2 separate regions of the Homo sapiens genome follow, and region 1 is linked to region 2. A link is an interaction called in ENCODE POLR2A ChIA-PET data of the cell type or tissue named here. Cell type or tissue: K562. All regions are shown on one strand. Each heading gives the region's core, and the rest is flanking DNA. Links, peaks and the distances in the headings are about the cores only. Region 1 has its middle 10 kb from the start of TOP3B. Region 2 has its middle 87 kb from the start of TOP3B.

The links. ChIA-PET counts read pairs that join two places held together with the same protein. Peaks named below come from ENCODE experiments on the same cell type or tissue, not always from the same donor. Only the 100,000 strongest peaks of a DNase experiment are listed, where the experiment ranks them.
Region 1: POLR2A ChIA-PET joins it to region 2 with 5 read pairs; 4 of 35 experiments call an interaction of 5 or more read pairs at or near these places.

The regions. Positions count from the first base shown.
Region 1 is chr22:21,991,361-21,994,272 of GRCh38, forward strand. It overlaps the pseudogene PRAMENP. Among named protein-coding and RNA genes, the nearest start is that of TOP3B, 10 kb to the left of the region's middle. In K562, for the core only: no CTCF peak of the experiment used is centred there; DNase peaks (open chromatin) are centred at 451, 618 and 1,471.
Region 2 is chr22:22,068,552-22,071,463 of GRCh38, forward strand. It overlaps IGL and the pseudogene IGLVIV-65. Among named protein-coding and RNA genes, the nearest start is that of TOP3B, 87 kb to the left of the region's middle. In K562, for the core only: a CTCF peak has its summit at 1,660; a DNase peak (open chromatin) is centred at 1,668; H3K27me3 peaks cover 1,660 bases.

The sequences.
Region 1 (2,912 bases), core at 290-2,789, 77 kb before region 2:
GATGCAGCAGTCAACTGGGATGGGATAGAGTACCTGCTTCAGCTCCATCAGCCCCATGGTGTGCTCCAGCAGGCTCAGGAGGCAGGCACTGGAGATGGGGTTGTCGGAGAGGCTCAGGGAACTGAGGTGGGAGCAGCGGCACAGGGCGGGCAGGAGGGCACTGAGGTGGGCATCCTTCAGCCAGCAGTGTTTCAGGTCTAGGTGCTGCAGTGTCCCTGAGACTGCCCTCAGCAGGGTACCCAAGGGCCCAGGGATCATGTAGGACAAGTCGTTGACGCTCAGATCCAGCTTCTTCAGGCAGGTGGTATGATGGCTCCGGGACAAGTAGGTGATGTCAGTGTCCAGAAGCTTGCAGTTGCAGATCTCCAGGGAATGTAGTGGGACCCACAGACAGCTGAGGAGAGAAGGGTGGCTCTGTGAGGGGAGGGCCCAGGCACCCCACCCGGAACACCTATTTGTCCATGGAGGAGGCTAGTCCTATGGCCACCCCCTCATCAGGGAAGCCATTTACCAGCAGGGTCAGGAGCATGTCCTTTGGTGTCCCAAGGCCTGGCTCTCTCTCAACAGACCTACCAGGTCCTCCACGAACCCTTCTAACTCTAAGTTTCTCTTCGGTGAAAGGGAGATGCACATTATCCATACCTAATAAGACTGCTGAGAGGAGCCATTTGAAAGCGCTTATCTGATGAGAAGTAACCATAGGCTGAGGCCATTATTCCTCAGGTTTGGGTTTGGGGAAGCTGCTGCTCAGGCTTCCATTTAAGCCAGGGCTGGGGGTCCTGAATGCCCTATCTTGAAATTTCTAGGAGACGTGCACAGAGTGGATACTGATTGTCCTTCAGGGCTCTGTACCCACCTGTCTGGGGCAGTATGAGCTCAGAAGAAGAGGCATAACCTGTGCTGTGTCAGGATCTTTTCTTGGGGACCAGCATAACATTCAGCAGTGCCTGAAAATGTTTGTTGAGTAAATAAACATATTATTAGGAAAGGCGCAATGGCTCACACCTGTAATCCCAGCACTTTGGGAAGCCGCAGTGGGTGGATCACCTGAGGTCTGGAGTTCAAGACCAGTCTGGCCAACGTGGTGAAACCCCATCTCTACTAAAAATGGAAAAATTAGCCAGGCATGGTGGCCCATGCCTGTAATCCTAGCTACTTGGGAGGCTGAGGCAGGAGAATCACTTGAACCTGGGAGGCAGAGATTCCAGTAAGCCGAGATCATGCCACTGCACTCCAGCCTGGGTGACAGATACTCTGTCTCAAAAACAAAAAATTAAAAAATTAAATGAAATTCATGGAAGACCACTGTTTTGGACTAAGCTCCTGCACTAGACCTCAAAAGACCAGAGCAAACCAGAATGCAGTCACTCGTGCTAAGTGCCAGGTAATCAAACTGAACTTCGAAACTGGTCAGTTTTCCAAAAAACAGGAGATTCACACCAACCAATCAGAAGGGGCCCAGGATGATAAGGAAGTGCCCTCTGTTTTAACCCCATAAGGAAAGTAACCGTCAACTGACCAATCTGCTTTTTGTTTTGGCTTTTTTCATCACTTTTATGCTTATAAAGCCAGTCTCTTCTGCTCAGCTCATCAGAGCTCTTATTCTATTTTATAGAATGGGAGGCTGCCCCAATTTGTGAATCACAAACCTAAGCCAATTAGAAGGCCAGGCATGGTGGCTCATGCCTTTAATCTTAGTGCTTTGGGAGGCTGAGGTGGGAGGATGGCTTGAAGCCAGGAGCTCAAGACCAGCCTGGGCAGCAAAGCAAGACCTTGTCTCTCCAAAAAAGTTTTTAAAAAATTCGCAAGGTGTAGTGGTGCGCATCTGTAGTCTTAGCCGCTTAGGAGGCTGAGGCGGGAGGGTAGCTTGAGCACAGGAGTTTGAGACTGCAGTGAGATGTAATCGTGCCACTGCACTCTAGCCTGGGTGACAAAATGATGCCCTGTCTCTAAAGAGTAAAAAAAAGCCAATTAGATCTTTAAACTAAATTTGTTGTAATTTTTTTTTGAGACGGGGTCTCACTCTGTTGCCCATGCTGGAGTGCAGTGGCACAATCATGGCTCACTACAGCCTCAAACTCCTGGGCTCAAGCAATCCTCCTGCCTCGGCCTCCTGAGTAGCTGGGACTAAAGATGCACTATGCCCAGCTAATTTTTCTTTTTGTTTTTGTTTTGTTTTTGAGATGGAGTCTTGCTCTGTTGCCCAAGCTGGAGTGCAGTGGTGCAATCTTGGCTCACTATAACCTCCACCTTCTGGGTTCAAGAGATTCTCCTGCCTTAGCCTCCCGAGCAGCTAGGATTACAGACACATGCCACCATGTCCGGCTAATTTTTGTATTTTTAATAGAGATGGGGTTTCGCCATGTTGGCCAGGCTGGTCTCAAACTCTTAACCTCAAGTGATCCGCCTGCCTCTGCCTCCCAAAGTGCTGGGATTACAGGCATGAGCCACCGTGCTTGGCCTTAATTTTTGTATATTTATTTGTAGAAATGGGGTCTCACTTTGTTGCCCAGGCTGGTTTCCAACTTGGCCTCAAGTGAGCTTCCCACTTCAGCCTCCCAAAGTGGATTTTATTTTTTATAGCAACATGCATCTTTCCCCATCAAATATGTTTCCAAAGCAGATCCCAGCCATCAGCTGCATCTGAACCCTCAGTTCCCAGGCTGTGCCCACAATTCCATGAGCATCTAAGAATAAGCCCCATTTCCTGTCTTGTTCCCCTGACCTGACCTCACTTGGGAGTATTCAGAGGACTCTTCCGACGCCCCTGCCTACCCATTCACCTGAGTATGTAATGTAGTTTGCCTACGAGGTAGGAGTGAGACAGGTGCAGCTTCCGGAGGTGGCCCAGCATGGTGAGCTGGGAGAAGAAGTAGCTGGAGGGCCGCCTGACCCATGAGGAGAAGGCCCAC
Region 2 (2,912 bases), core at 253-2,752:
CCCTACAGGAATTCTGTATGCGCTATGTCTTATCCATCTTCCTTGGGTAAATATTTAAATATAAATGAATCAAAACACATGGGCCACTTTCTAATCTTGATTGTTCAAAACTGAATTCCTCAAATTGAGGGGTATGATTTTCTTTATTGTCCTTGGTGCTCGTCTGCCAGTGTCTATCAATGGTAGAATCATGTAAACAGTCCCCTCCCCTATTTTGTTTCACTCTCTGAGGACGAGAGAGAAGTCTTGGCCTTCAACAGAAAATGGTCAAACTAGAAAGAGTAACACTTTTGAGCTCCTCAGTGAATGTGGCCTTGGAAAACCCCTTCACCTGGGCAGCAAAGGAAGAGGGAGAAAGACAGAGCCTGAACTGGTAGGAAGTCCTACCTCAAAAACATCAGTCAGTCCTCACATGGATGGCCAGGGCATTAAGGAGAACTAATTAAGTTAATTTCACATTCTCCATGACAAATGCTGTTGTCATCAGTAGGGACCTCTCCTCTCTTTTTCCATCCTCCTACCTGTTCTCACTGTCCCTGACTTACCCACAGTGAACTTTATGTTTTCACCTTTTATATCCCTATGCCTGGTCCTCTGCTGGCCTGTGCTGATCTTTTCATAAATATTTTTGAAATGAGAAGACGCATTTTCTTAAGTACCATGAAAGTCGACATCACATCCATCTTTCAGGGTCCTGCTCCCAGACTCTTCTGACTTATCTGTTCACTGTGCTGGGTTGGCAGGGAAAAGTCATCTGCAGCAGAAAAAGTGACAAAATGGAGATACATAGTGTGTCTTGGCCAAAAATCAGCCAACAGATGAGAGAGATCTAGGATTGTGAGAAGTTCTGCCGTTCCCCAGCACCTCACACTATTTGATGTCTCAATGTTTGTACATATCACTATATTTTCTAGAAGATGCACTACATCTAGAAATAGTGTTTGCTTTGTTTGTCCCCAAGCAGGACCCCACTCTCCACTCAGAGCCAGTTCACAGTTGCCTTCTTCCCTGGCCCCTGTGGAAGGAGCTGCTCAGGTGTTTGCTCCCAGAGCCCTCCGCATTTTCCCCTTACTGCGGCCTCCTCACAATGAACAATTGTCATGTTTTTCATTTCTCCTGTTCCTGTTATTCTAGAAATCCCTCAATCAAAAAGGATGGTTATGAATATAAGTTACCTGAGACAGAGCAGGGGTGTGGTCCATGGATGCTGTGACCTGACAGAGACCCAGCACTCAGGCCAACTCCACTCACATGATTCTGACTGAAAGACTGAAGTGTGCAGCAGGGGGAAATCTGGGTCTTTCCAAGCTCTGAACAGTGGTGCCCACATATCTGTTATCCCTGGGCAATGGAGCCTGCACTCACTGAGGAAGATACCACAGCTGTGTCTTCTCTGGGCTGGGTAGAGTCTCCTACTCACAGGTCTGTGGAAGGTGCAGGAGCTGCTTCCTCACTTACTCCTCCCGTGGGACAAACGCTGAATCTCACCCACCAACCCACCATATCTAAAGAATCATGCTCAGACTTCAGCTCTTCCTAGGGTGGAACAAAGATTACCAGGAGGATACACAAATTTGTGTGGACAGATCCTCCCTTTTCAGGCCACTGGAGAAGATAAAAGAGGCCTGAGTTAAGCAGCTTCCTCTGTGGGGCCACAGGAGGCGGTGTCCACCATGGCCTGGACCCCTCTGCTCCTCATGTTCCTCTCTCATTGCTCAGGTGAGAACTGGTTTTAGGTGTCTAGGGTTAGCTCCTTAGCTTGCGTCAGCCTCTCTGGCTCAGATCCCCAAGACATGTATCTCTAGTTCCTGCCCCAGCCCCCATGAGTGTCTGTGCTTGCAGGTTCCCTCTCCCAGCCTGTGCTGACTCAGATGACCTCACTCTCTGCATCTCCAGGAGCATGAGCCAGACTTACCTGCACCCTGAGCAGTGGCTTCAGAGTTGGTAACTTTGCAATATAGTGGTCAGCTGAAGCCAGGCAGCCGTCCCAGGTGTCTCCTGAGATACTACTCAGACTCAAATATCACTCAGCACCCTGGGGTTCCCATCCACTTCTCTGGATCCAATGATACATTAGCCAATGCAGGGATTCTGTACATTCCTGGGCTGAAGCCTGAGGGTGAGGCTATTACTGTTGTACGTGTCACAGCAGCTCCAAGTCAGCACTCCAGACCCACTGGGAGGTTACAAAAACCTCTTCTCTGATCTCCTGGCCTGGTGTAGTCACTCCTGCTGGTGGCTCTAATAAAGTCTATCTCACTGGGTGACTTATATTTTAGATCTTCAACCAGCACCTGATTCTTTTTTTCAGACAAGTAGATCTGAAAATGTGACTTTATTTTCTTCAATTCCACTTTCATATTGATTCATGCTCATACCTTCTCATTTCTTTCTGGTTTTCACAGGCAGAAATCCCTTGCTCAGAGACAAAAATTCTCTAAATTGAGACTTTGGAGGAGACCAAAAGAGAGTGGTTCGGGCCATGCCCGGCTCAGAGTCTAGGAGTGACTCAGAGATGCTTCTGGTCCCAGAGCTTCAATCTAGGCATTGGATACAATACCAGCATTCACAATGGAATTGTATTCTCTATATTAGCAACAAACCATCACAGATTTTGAAATAAAAAGAATATAATTTATAATAACATCAATATAAAATATTTAAGGGTAAATATTAAAAAATGGAAAGTCTTAAACTGAAAACTATAAAACGTTGAGAGTCATTACAAAAAAACCTTAAAATAACTGATATTCCTTGTTTGTAGTTGGAAAACTCAATGTGATTATAATTTTTATAATGACAATTCTTTCCAAAGTTATCTAAGGAATCATTGTAAGGTCTTCAGTAAAAATAGGTTTGCAGGGAATGAGGAGATAAAAAAATCTCAACAAAGAAATGAAAACTGTAACAGA